2 separate regions of the Homo sapiens genome follow, and region 2 is linked to region 1. The links are chromatin contacts, found by Hi-C or POLR2A ChIA-PET in ENCODE. All regions are on one chromosome and are shown on one strand. Each heading gives the region's core, a stretch centred on a gene start or an enhancer-like site at or near the end of the contact. The rest is flanking DNA. Distances are from core to core; before and after follow the strand shown.

Region 1 (6,249 bases), core at 1,479-3,978:
GAACCAGGTGCACACTCAGAACCTGACCCGCACCCAGAACCAGGCGCACACCCAGAACCTGGTGCACACCCAGAACCAGGCGCACACCCAGAACCAGGCGCACACCCAGAACCTGACCCGCACCTAGAACCAGGCACACACCCAGAACCAGGCGCACACCCAGAACCTGGCACACACCCAGAACCTGACCCGCACCCAGAACCAGGCGCACACTCAGAACCTGGTGCACATCCAGAACCTGACCCACACCCAGAACCAGGCGCACACTCAGAACCTGACCCGCACCCAGAACCAAGCGCACACCCAGAACCTGGTGCACACCCAGAACCAGGAGCACACCCAGAACCAGGCGCACACCCAGAACCTGACCCGCACCTAGAACCAGGCACACACTCAGAACCAGGCGCACACCTAGAACCTGGCACACACCCAGAACCTGACCCGCACCCAGAACCAGGCGCACACTCAGAACCTGGTGCACACCCAGAACCTGACCCACACCCAGAACCAGGCGCACACTCAGAACCTGACCCGCACCCAGAACCAGGCGCACACCCAGAACCTGGTGCACACCCAGAACCTGACCCACACCCAGAACCTGACCCGCACCCAGAACCAGGCGCACACCCAGAACCAGGCGCACACCCAGAACCTGACCTGCACCTAGAACCAGGCACACACCCAGAACCAGGCACACACCCAGAACCTGGCACACACCCAGAACCTGGCGCACACCCAGAACCTGACCCGCACCCAGAACCAGGCGCACACTCAGAACCTGGTGCACACCCAGAACCTGACCCACACCCAGAACCAGGCGCACACCCAGAACCTGACCCGCACCTAGAACCAGGCGCACACCCAGAACCAGGCGCACACCCAGAACCAGGCGCACATCCAGAACCTGACCCACACCCAGAACCTGGCACACACCCAGAACCTGGCACACACCCAGAACCTGACCCGCACCCAGAACCAGGCGCATACCCAGAACCTGACCCGCACCCAGAACCAGATGCACACCCAGAACCAGGTGCACACCCAGAACCTGGCACACACCCAGAACCTGGCACACACCCAGAACCTGACCCACACCCAGAACCTGGCGCACCCCCAGAATCTGACCCACATCCAGAACCTGGTGCACCCCCAGAATCTGACCCACATCCAGAACCTGGCGCACACCCAGAACCAGGTGCACACCCAGAACCTGACCCACACTCAGGCCATGGCCTCCACTTCCCGGACTCACTTTCGGGTCGGCCCAGCTCTGCACGGAGCCTGTTCCCCATCTCGATGAGCTGCTCTTTCTCCAGGCGGAGGCTGATGATTTTTCTGGCTGCCTCCTTCAGCTTTCTCTGGAGTCGGTGCATAGATAAGGTCTGGGGGGCACGTGCCACTGACCGGAGGTGCAGGAAAAGCTCCCCCTGGTCCTCGGCCTCCATAGGCCCTCTCTTGGTGAGGCCCTGTAACAAAACTCACAGGCAGACACCCCTGTGAGGCTGCCCTCATGGGAGGACGCCAGGGGTGCCCACCCAAGGAGCCTCTTCACCTGCTCTTCCAGGGTGGGCACTGCTGGCTGTCACTGGGTGACATCCTTCCAAAAGAAAGACAAAAAGAGTCGCTGCTCCCAGTGCTTCAGTGGGTTCCTTCTCTTCCACAAATAGAATAAAGGCCCACAGATCTCCCAGGCCAGGGTGGCCCCCAGATCTCCCAGGCCCTCACAGCCCTCCGCCTCCTCCCCGCCATCCCTGCCTTCTGGTCATCTATGCCTTTGTGTCTTTCAAGTGAACACAAGGAGAATCTGAGGACACCCAACCAGCACAGCAGCTCCCCAGGGAGAGCAGAGAGAAGGCTGTGGCCTCCAGCAGTGCCCAGGACCCAGGAAGGCGGCCCAGGGAGAGCAGAGAGAAGGCTGTGGCCTCTAGCAGTGCCCAGGACCCAGGAGGACAGCTCCCGCCAGCGTGGCTTGGCCCTCCTCCACTCCTTGGGGTCCCTCCTTTCTCTACCTGCCAGCTGGACACCCCACAACCACCCTGCAGGCCGGCTGTGGCTTCCCTCCTGAAGCAGGTGCAGGGGGAGCACAAAGGCAGTGGAGAGGGAGGAGGCCGACACAGGGGCAGGAGCTGGCTGGGCTCCCCCTTAGCACCCCAAGCCTGGGTCAACCCTAGATCTGAGCCCCTGGGAAGCACTGTGTTGTCCTCACTCAGCCCAACCTGGACTTGCAGCCCACATCATTCCAGTGCTACAGAGTGCAATCCCAACACAAAGGGATGCCTGGACCAAAAATGGGGGCACAGGAAAAAGCAGTAGTGTCCAGGCCCTGGCAAGACGGGAGCCGACGACCTACTTCTCCCGTGCCACTCCTGGCCCCTGTAAGGAGCCAGGCTGCACCTGGCCCTGGCCACATGAGCTCCGAGTTCCTGGAACAGGCCAGCACACCCTGTCCCCGCCAGCTTCCTGGTGTGCCTTTCCAGGGCTGGCAGGTGCTGCTGCCTTCCAGGTGCTGCTGTTCTTTGGATGGCCTGGGGTGCAGCCACTGTATGCAGTGCCTCCGGGCATGTGCCGCAGGTTCATGTGGGACGCTCGGGGGCCGCGGGGGATGACACATCGAAGGGGAGAGATGTCTGCTTTCCTCTTGGACAGAGAAAGTTCTATGGTGCCGCAGGCCCCAGCTGAGGACGGGTGCAGGGCAGCCCCCATGAAGGCTCGCCACAGGCCTGAGCCCGAGTCCAGACTCGCTTCCTCCAGTAAGCGGGCCTCATGCCTGCTCCGTGAGCACCCTTGGCAAGTGTGGTGCAGAGGCTCACTCACCACCCTGGGAGAATAGACAGGAATGGGCTCTTGGGTGTGGGAGAGGCCAAGGCAGAGGGAGAGGAAGGGAGGCCTGTGCTGGTAAAACAGATTGCAGATGGCCTGGGGCTGGGGGAGAGGGGCCAGGCAGGTGAGACTCGCAAGTCCGGTTCTAAAACCCTGGATCCTCTACAGGAACACACTGGGTTATTTTGTTATTTTAACTGAAGAAAGAACAATCCCGAAAACAGATTTTGCAAACCTCAAAACACTTAGAGATTTAAGAGAAAATTCCGTCTTCAAAAGCAGTCCCCTCTCCCTGCAAAGTTACACCAGGCCCTGCGGCTGGTGCCAGGCTTGAGGGGCACTGAGGGGCCTTCTTGCTGTTGACCCCACAGGCAAAGGAAGGAGGGCATGGATCACAGGGCCCATGTCCTAGTCACGTGATTCTGCACACAGTGACCTGGGGGGCAGGGAGTGAACGATTCTACTTCTCTCGGATTCAGTTTCTGGTAAAATGTTATTTGGTAAAAGTTTATTTTGATGATTCTCTAAAATCTTTCCACAAAATAAGATTTCTACAGCCTGAGACATATTCAGGAATGTCTTCACCACTGTGTGCTCCAAGGGCTGCCCACCCCCAGCAGGGCAGCAGCAGCTGTCCACCCATCTGCCCCCACGCCTAGGACTGCCCCAGCACCCCACAGGTGAGGAGGAGATGTCTCCAAGTATCTGGACGATTCGAAGAAAATTCGAAGGAAACTTTGGTCTGCTGAAATGTCTTCACGTCCTGAGGACATGTATGAGTGAGTGACACAGGGAAGTCCTTCTCAGAGGCTGAGGCCTGGGCCTGGTACAGTGGGTTCCATCAGGCTGGGCCGGCGCTCACCGCCCCACACAGCCACTCCAACGCCTCTCGGCAGAGCCAGCACCAACACCATGGCCAACACTGCCCCCCAGTGGACCCAGGGATGTAACACATCCCCCAACTCAGCCCTGGCGGCCAGTGACTGGGGGAAGTTTTGTATTTTAAGGGCTAGAGGCAGCTGATGTGGGTGGTGCAGTCAGGGAAGCCCAAAGCCAGGCTGTGCGGCTCAGCCCAGTGGGACCTGCCTGGGAGCAGAGTGCCCCACTGTTGTCCACAGGCTCTCCCTCTGCCATGGGAGAAGTGGGAACACGTGCCTCCGCACACACCTGGTCCCAGCTTTGCAGACCTGGCTCCTTGGCTAGGGCCGTGGAAGGGGACCAGCTTTCGTCAGGAGTGCTGTGGGACAGTCCCTGGACCCCTGTGCACTTCCTCACCCACCCTGCACTGGCTTCCTGCACTACAGGAGGTAGGCTGGAGACGCAGTGCCGCGTCACACCTCAGTACTTGGGTGGGTGTACACAATACGTGACCTGGTCCGTGGCCCGTGTGCAAATGTCACCAACCGTCCAGATAACGCCCTGACGCCATCTCTCCTGTGCAGGGTCCAGGGTCCCACGTGGCATTTCTACACTGTCTCTCCTGTGCAGGGTCCATGGTCCCACATGGTGTTTCTACAGATGATGCCCTGACACCGTCTCTCCTGTGCAGGGTCCAGGGTCCCACGTGGTGTTTCTACGGATGATGCCCTGACGCCGTCTCTCCTGTGCAGGGTCCAGGGTCCCACGTGGCGTTTCTACGGATGATGACTTGATGCCCGTCTCTCCTGTACAGAGCCCAGGGTCCCACGTGGCGTTTCTACAGATGATGCCCTGACGCTGTCTCTCCTGTGCAGGGTCCAGGGTCCCACCTGGCATTTCTACATGGGGTCTCCCAGGTCTCCTAACTGGAGTGGCTCCCCAGCTTCCATGTTTGGGCACTCGCCAAGCATCTAGACCCGCTCATCTGCAGATGTCCCTCTGTTTGGGCTTGCCTGAGGTCTCCTCATGCATAAGCTCAGGTTCTGCATTTTTGGCAGGGACCCCGAGCGCGAGTCTGTGCCGTCTCAGTGCGACCCGCCCAGAGGCGCGTGACACGGGCGCATCCCAGCACTGGCGATGGGAGCTCTGATCACTCGGGTCAGCTGGGGTCAAACAGGCTGCTCCACTGGAAAGCCAGCATTTCCCTTGGAAATAAGAAGTCACGTGTGGGGAGATGCTGCTTCGCATCCGTCTGATGGGAATCCCTCTGGTTCAGCACCCATCCGTGGTCGCCCGGCGCGCCGTTCCTGTCGCGTTCCTTGGCTGGCACTCTCGCGTGGAAGAGTGCCCCGTTCCCCTGACCGATCTGTCCATTGCTATCAGCCTGGACCCATGATTTCCTGGTTGAGTCAGTGGATTGTGGTCTTCAACGTCACTGCCTATTGGCCTAGTTCTGGTCCTTGGGGACCCCTTTCAGCTGCTTCCTGTGCCTTCCGAACCTGCCTCCATGCTAGAGCCCGGGCTCCTGTGAGCAGGGCAGGAACCATGGAACTAGCGCCTGGAACTGTGGAACTGGCATCTGCTGTGGCTGAGTCCGGGCTGTGGGCCCTCTCAGGACAGAGCTGGGATCAGATGCACATGCAGCTCTACCCACTTCTCTCTATACCCAACATAACGGACACATTGATCCTCTACCTGAGGGTCCAGCCCCAACATGGCCCCTTCTCCGTCTGGGCTCCTTTCCCAGCAGCAAGCAGCAAGGACCTGGGCCCGCCCTCGTCTCCAGGAGCTCAGCCATGCTGCTTGGCAGAGGACAGAGCCCAGGTGGGCCTCGCCTGGGTGGAGAGCCCGGCCACAGGATGCTCAGACCCAGGAGGAGCCTGGAGCCCGACTGTCGCCTCCATGCATGTAGACACAGAGCCTGGAGTGTATGCCCCGCCTGTGCCTTAGCTCCAATAACTGGGATTGGGCTGCAGGTGGCTTCATCTCTCAATTTAAAATTCTGCTTATTTGGGCCAGGCACAGTGGGCCACTGTGCCTATAATCCCACCTGTAATCCCACCACTTTGGGGGACTGAGGCAGGCAGATCACTTGAAACCAGGAGTTTGAGACCAGCCTGGCCAACATGGTGAAACCCTGTCTCTACTGAAAACACAAAAATTGGCCGGGCGTGGTGCACCTGTAATCCCAGCTACTCAGGGGGCTGAGGCGGGAGAATTGCTTGAACCCGGGAGGAGGAGGTTGCAGTGAGCCAAGATAGCGCCAGTGCACTCCAGATTGGGCGACAGTGTGAGACTCTGTCTCAAAAAAAAAAAAGAAAGAAAAAATTCTGCTTATTTGTATAAATTCTTGCCCCTTCATTCTAAACAAGTGGGAAGACAGTGAACTACGCAAGGGCCAACAGTGAGAGCTCCTGGGGCCCCTTGCTGCCCAAGGAGGCGCCCGCCCGTGTCCGGGAACACATGGCGCTCAGGTGGGTGGGAGATGTGTGGGGGTACAGACATGCTTACCCCTGGCTGTGCTGCCAGCTGGCCCAAGGGCCACAGCCCCCACCGGGCAGGAGCCACCCT
Region 2 (6,206 bases), core at 707-3,206, 53 kb after region 1:
TCCTTGACCTCTTGCTGTCTCCCACCTTGTGCCCACACCTCGGCCACCACAGTGTCTTACCACAAGAGACCTCAACTGGCCTCTGCTGTGCACTCCCACTTTTTTGGCTGCCAAAGGAATCTTTTCAAAAATGCTTTACCAGGGCCGGGCGCAGTGGCTCATGCCTGTAATCCCAGGACTTTGGGAGGCCGAGGCGGGCGGATCATAAGGTCAGGAGATTGAGACCATCCTGGCTAACACGGTGAAACCCCGTCTCTACTAAAAATACAAAAAATTAGCTGGGCGTGGTGGTGGGCGCCTGTAGTCCCAGCTACTTGGGAGGCTGAGGCAGGAGAATGGCGTGAACCCCGGAGGCGAAGCTTGCAGTGAGCTGAGATCGCACCACTGCAGTCCGGCCTGGGCAACAAAGAGAGACTCCATCTCAAGAAAAAAAAAAGGCTTAACCAGGCTTCCCATTCCACTGAGGACATCTGGACCCCAGGCTCCTGCCTGTCGCTGCCACGTGCCCTCAGAGCCTGGGATGTGTGGCAGGTGCCGCTCTGTCTGCAAGGTTCCTCCTAACCGCAGGGCAGGCTCCTCCTGCCAGTGGGACCTCAACCTGAACATCACTGCAGGGAAGCTTTCCTAACTTCCATCTCACGTTGGCACAACGCCATCACCCCAGTGTCGGGTGTAGTGAGTCCCACTGTCTGGCACAGTCTTGGCGACTGAAACATTTTGTACACAGAGGACATGCACACACCTGTGCACACACCTGTGCACACACAGGGAAAGAATTGGACTATCAGCAAATACACATTAAATGATGGAACACCACTGTGATCTCTGATGACTCAGAACCCTTCACACAGTGCCCGTGAGTCATGACAACGGTTCTCTGCAGAGCCTGAGGTCTGCGAGGTCTACGGGCCTCTTCTCTGAGGGACTGCTGTGGCCCCCGTCCTGTACCAGCTGCCCTGCCACTGGGCTTGCCTCCTTAACTCATTGGTCGCAGCCACCCATGGGGGTTGCCGTTCTGAGAATCTGATCATGCAATCTTATCTGGCCTCAAATGTGCCCGCGACTCCTGACCATTTTCAAAATAAAGTCCGATCTCCTTGGCACAGCGTATGAAGACAGACCGAGGACACGGCCCAGCCTGCGTGGCTCCAGCTGCTCCCTGCAGGCCCAGAGCAGCCTTTATCTGCCAGTTCCTGTGCACGTGCTACTCCAGGTCCCCATGCCCCCATCTCCCCACTGGGTGAGGTTCCTTCCCACCAGGTCTCAGGACTCAGCGGGTCACCCTGTTTTCAAAAGCTTCAGGCAGCCAGGACAGGCAGATGGCACGTACCACCCCCTCTATGTGAGATGGGTGCTCCCAGGCCTCTGTGCTCTGCACAGAAGAGCAGCCTGAAAAATCCATACAGCAAGTGACTCGGTGCAGCACCCGGTGAGAGCCCAGCATCTCCAGCGCTTTATCCATCACACTCAGGACCCATAAGAAGCCCCACACACCAAGGGCCTGTAAGTCAGCCGGGCTCGGCTCGCCTTTCCTTCTGACCTCATCATAGAACGGCCTGCTCTGTTTCTGTACAAATCCCATCTCGGGATGATCCCCAAAGCCCCAAGGCTGAGATTAATTGGCTTTCAAAAGCACGGACTCAGCATCTGGACGCAATCTGCCTGTCGGCCAGCAGGCGTCCCCAGCAAGCACCTGGTTTCAAGAAGGACCATGAAGCTTCCGGGTTGGGGAGCGGCAGGAGAAGCCGCCGGGGAGGGAAGGCCTCGCTGTGCGTTCACCCTCTTTCAGGAGAACCAGTGGGGCTCCCTGAACCAGCCAGCTCCCAGCAGGGGCTGGAACAGCATGGGTGGGCATCCCATCACTTTGATTTTCTCATTTTAAAAATACTGAGCTGAGCTAACGGTGATGTTGTAGGTTTACCTGTTGTGGTACAATGACACATCATGGTTTTCTTGCACAGTTCCTGGCTCATAACTCTCACACGTCACAGTCTTTTGTTGCAATGTTGGGCGTGTCAGGCCTCAGGAAACAGAATCCTTCCAGGTCTCCACTCTCACCTGACTTTCCATTGTAGGTCATAAGATCCTCCCCAGAGCTCCCACCCTCTACCCTGGGGGAAGGAATGCTGACTTCAGGAAGCCTCCCTAAACACCCAAGAGGACAGGGTGTGGAGAGGTTCCTGGGGAGTGGTGGGTGGGGTGTGGGGGGGTCCTCCAGGAAGCCTCTTCCCCCATATCTCCCCTTACGCATCTCCTCATCTGTATCCTCTGTAATACCCTTTATAATAAACTGTTACACGTATGTGTTTCCCTGGGTTCTGTGAGTCACCCCAGCAAATCAATCGAACCCAAAGAGGGGGCTGTGGGAACCCCAACTTGAAGCCAGTGGTCAGTCAGAAGTTCCGGAGGCCAGGACTCGCGACTGGTGTCAGAAGCGGGCAGTCTTTGAACCACCATTGCAAAATTATAACTCAGACAGTGAAAGAGATCTGACCTAACCAATTCCATCGTGCTTCTAACCTCCAAGCTCTCCTTGTTCATTCCTGGGTGTAGGCCGAACTAAGTTTAGGAGGAACTTAGTTTATAGTTTGAAACAAAGACAGTAACAGCCCTTTCCCGAAACAAACCCCCTTTTTGCCTGGGGACTAGACTGCCTTTGTAGGACTAACAAATTAGCCAAAAGATTAGAAATTATGGTTTAGGGCCAGGTGCAGTGACTGGCCCCGGTTGTCCCAGCACTTTGGGAGGCTGAGGCTGGATCACTTGAGCCCAGGAGTTCGAGACCAGCCAGGGCCACACGGCAAAACGCTGCCTCTACCAAAAATACAAAAATTAACTGGGGCGTCGCTTGTAGTCTCAGCTACCAGGCAGGCTGAGGTGGGAGGATCGCTTGAGCTTACGACGTTGAGGCTGCAGTGAGCTGTGATTGCACCACTGCACTCCAGCCTAGGTGACAGAGTGAGACCCTGTCTCAAAAATAAAAAAAAAAAAACAAAAAAGAAATTATGGTTTAGGAGTCATGCAGCTACAGGCTACAAGATTCTGACCTTCCCCAAATTGTTCCTGGGGTAACATCACTATTGTAAAACCTAAGATCAATCAGTGCTTGAGATATTTTGCAGACCCTGCACTCCATGGATCAGCTGGCACCCCCGGATTGATAAACTGGCTCATCCGATCTTGTGGCCCCCACCCAGGAACTGACTCGGCGCAAAAGGACACCTTCGACTCCCTACGCTTTCATCTCCAACTCACTGGCCCCCTACACACTAAGTTATCCTTAAAAACTCTGATCCCCGAATGCTTGGGGAGACTGATTTGAGTCATAATAGAACTCCGTTCTCCCGCACAGCCGGCTCTGTGTGACTTACTCTTTCTCTATCCTAATTCCCGTCTTGGTGAATCGGCTCTGCCTGGGCAGCAGGCGGGGTGGACCTGTTGGGTGTTTATGTCTTGGGTGTTTATGTCTTGGGGACTGAGCCCTCACCCTGTGGTCTGACCTCTCTCCAGGCAGGCGGTGTTGGAACTGAACCGAAGGACACCCGCCGAGTCTGCGGCAGAACTGACTGCTCATGTGCTGGTGAAAACCTCCCTCTCCCACCACATTTGATCACAGAAGTCTTCCTCTGTGCTGATGATTCTTGTGGTATCAGAGTAGAGGAAAAACAGTTTGAGTTTTCCAGAAATACCTGTGAATAAAATACACATAAAATAAAATCTACTAAAAATACACAGAGAAGGGGTTTCTCCATGTTGGTCAGGCTGGTCTGGAACTCCCAAACTCAGGTGATCCACCTGCCTCGGCCTCCCAAAGGGCCGGGCGCAGGTGTGAGCCACTGCGCCCAGCCCAAATATATATATTTTTATGACCTCCATGTATAAATATATTTAATACCCTTAACTTATTATTATTATTTTAGACAGTCTTGTTTTCTTGCCCAGGCTGGAATGCAGTGGCGCGATCTTGGCTCACTGCAACCTCTACCTCCTGGGTTCAAGCTATTTTCCTGCCTCAGCCTCCCAAGTAGCTGGGATTACAGGCGCCCGCCACCATGCCCGGCTAATTTTTGTACTTTTAGTAGAGATGGGGTTTCACCATCTTGGCCAGGCTGGTCTTGAACTCCTGACCTCGTGATTCACCCGCCTCGGCCTCCCGAAGTGCTGGGATTACAGGCGTGAGCCACCGTGCCTGGCCTAATACCCTTAACTTATAAGACACTTCCTGGGACTGGAAGGCAGGTCTGGGGTGGCTCATTCACTTTGTACTCAGGACAGAGGACTCAATCTCAGCATCCTGAGTAGCTGGGACTACAGGCAGGCACCACCATGCCCAGTTAATTTTTTTTTTAAATTTCTTGTAGAGATGGGGTTCCACTATATTGTCCAGCCTGGTCTTGAACTCCTGGCCTCAAATGATCCTCTCACCTTTAAATGTACTGAATTTAGCTCTTGTGGCCCCTCTTGGATTCCAGAGAGTGCTGCTAAGCCCTCTGGGAGGCCAAATTCAGTAATCTACTCTTTTGTTTTGAAACAGAGTCTCAGTCTGTCACCCAGGATGGAGTGCAGTGGCACAATCACAGCTCACTGCAGCCTCGAATGCCCATCTAAAAGCTACAGCTCAAGCGATCTTCCCACGTACTTATAGGTGTGAACCACTGCACCCAGCCTCTCATCTACTCTTTAAATAGGTCCAGGGGACAAAAATTATGTACCTGTGACCCCGTGTTTTTTTTCACTTCCTCCACTGACTGCCGAAGAGTAGCCACAGCCATTTCTAAAACTGAAATAAGAGAGATGGGCAGTAGGTCTGAATTCTGTCAGTGGCACTTGCTGGAGAAGAGGGGCACCACTACCACGAAGGAACATGAAGGGCTGTTTTCTTTGAACGTGCATTTGCCAAAAAAAAGTGAGTAAGTGAGAAATAGAAGTTGAAGTCGAAGTCTTGTAGTTGAGTTTAGACTTTGCGGACTTTTAGAACCACGTATACATGTTTCATGTGCCAAAAACAAAGCACAACAAAAAACAAAAAAACTTAAAATCAGTAAGGACTCAAAATGAAGTAGAAACAGGTGAACCTAACTTGATTACAAGTGCGTAACTTGTAATAAACTCACAGGTTTTTTTGGTGTTTGTTGTTTGTTGAGATGGGATCTCACTCTGTCACCCGAGCTGCAGTGCAGTGGCATGATTATAGCTCACTGCAGCCTCAAACTCCTGAGCTCAGATGGTCCTCCTACCTCAGCCTCCAGAGTAGCTGGGACTCAGACACACGCCACCATGGCTGGCTAATTTATTTTGTAATTTTTTATAGAGATGGGTGTCTCACTTTGTTGGCCAGGCTGGTTTCCAACTCCTCACCTCAAGCGATTTTCCCCCCTCAGCTTCCCAAAGTGGTGGGACTACAGGCGTGAGCCACTGTACCCAGCCAGTTTTTAATATATACAGAGACACAGATATACTGAAATAGATTTGCATGTGTATAGTGTATAGAAACACGTTTCCTACTCTATCCATTAAGAAAGCCAAGAAGAAATGGCATCCCAGTAGCAATATGTCTATCTGGTACTGGGATCTTGGTTTCTAAACACTACCTTCTAAACTAAAAGGAACCAGGGCTCCTTGGAGAAATGACTGATTCTGGGATATGTCAAGGCAAGCATAAGATAAGCCTGAATTCTGTGATGCCAGAAAGAAAGAAAATGCTCCCAGAAGGTTGGGACGTGCTATAAGGACAGAGAGGCCAACTTGAAGGGGCTCCTAACACCTCAATCTGGATAATGTGAGCAACAAAGTACGTGATAGCGATGGGTTAGAATCCATGGAATAAAAAGATGCACTAACACCGAGACCGCGCCCCTGCAAGCCAGCCTGGGAAGAGATGGTTCTTTCTTATAGGAAAATCCCAACTAATAAATGTAGGAGTAATGGAAACAGAAAAATCATTTAACAAATAGCACATTAACAGTTATTTTGGGGAAACACTCATGGGTGCTAAAATTAGTGACAGAAGTATGGTTAGAAACAAGATCTTGCTGGGCGTTGTGGCTCAGGCCTGTAATCCCAGCACTTTCGGAGGCCAAGGCGGGCGGATCACTTGGGGTCAGCAGTTCGAGACCAGCCTGACCAACATGGTGAAACCCCGTCTCTACTAAAAATACAAAAAAAAAAAAAATAGCCGGGCATGGTGGCAGGCGCTGGTAATCCCA

Evidence for each region. A loop is a pair of places that touch in the nucleus more often than their neighbours do. ChIA-PET counts read pairs that join two places held with the same protein, here RNA polymerase II (POLR2A). Pooled maps may share reads with other maps.
Region 2: a pooled map shows a loop between it and region 1 (2.7-fold over the local background). The contact joins two enhancer-like sites. A Hi-C loop is called at or near these places in 4 of 50 pooled maps. POLR2A ChIA-PET finds 5 or more read pairs at or near these places in 5 of 52 experiments (BJ, PC-9, WTC11 and 2 more).

Annotation. Positions count from the first base shown.
Region 1 is chr17:82,150,308-82,156,556 of GRCh38, forward strand. It overlaps CCDC57 (coiled-coil domain containing 57), which reads right to left. Exons shown (of 19, transcript NM_001394669.1): 15 at 1,253-1,466. Among named protein-coding and RNA genes, the nearest start is that of FASN, 55 kb to the left of the region's middle. Within about 2 kb of position 2,729, at least 6 of the 41 ENCODE cell types and tissues checked have a DNase peak (open chromatin) inside an H3K27ac peak, as active enhancers do.
Region 2 is chr17:82,204,360-82,210,565 of GRCh38, forward strand. The region is part of intron 1 of CCDC57 (coiled-coil domain containing 57); the gene reads right to left. Among named protein-coding and RNA genes, the nearest start is that of CCDC57, 5.4 kb to the right of the region's middle. RefSeq lists enhancers at 830-1,631, 1,408-1,587, 1,514-1,808, 1,632-2,433, 1,918-1,977 and 1 more. Within about 2 kb of position 1,957, at least 33 of the 41 ENCODE cell types and tissues checked have a DNase peak (open chromatin) inside an H3K27ac peak, as active enhancers do.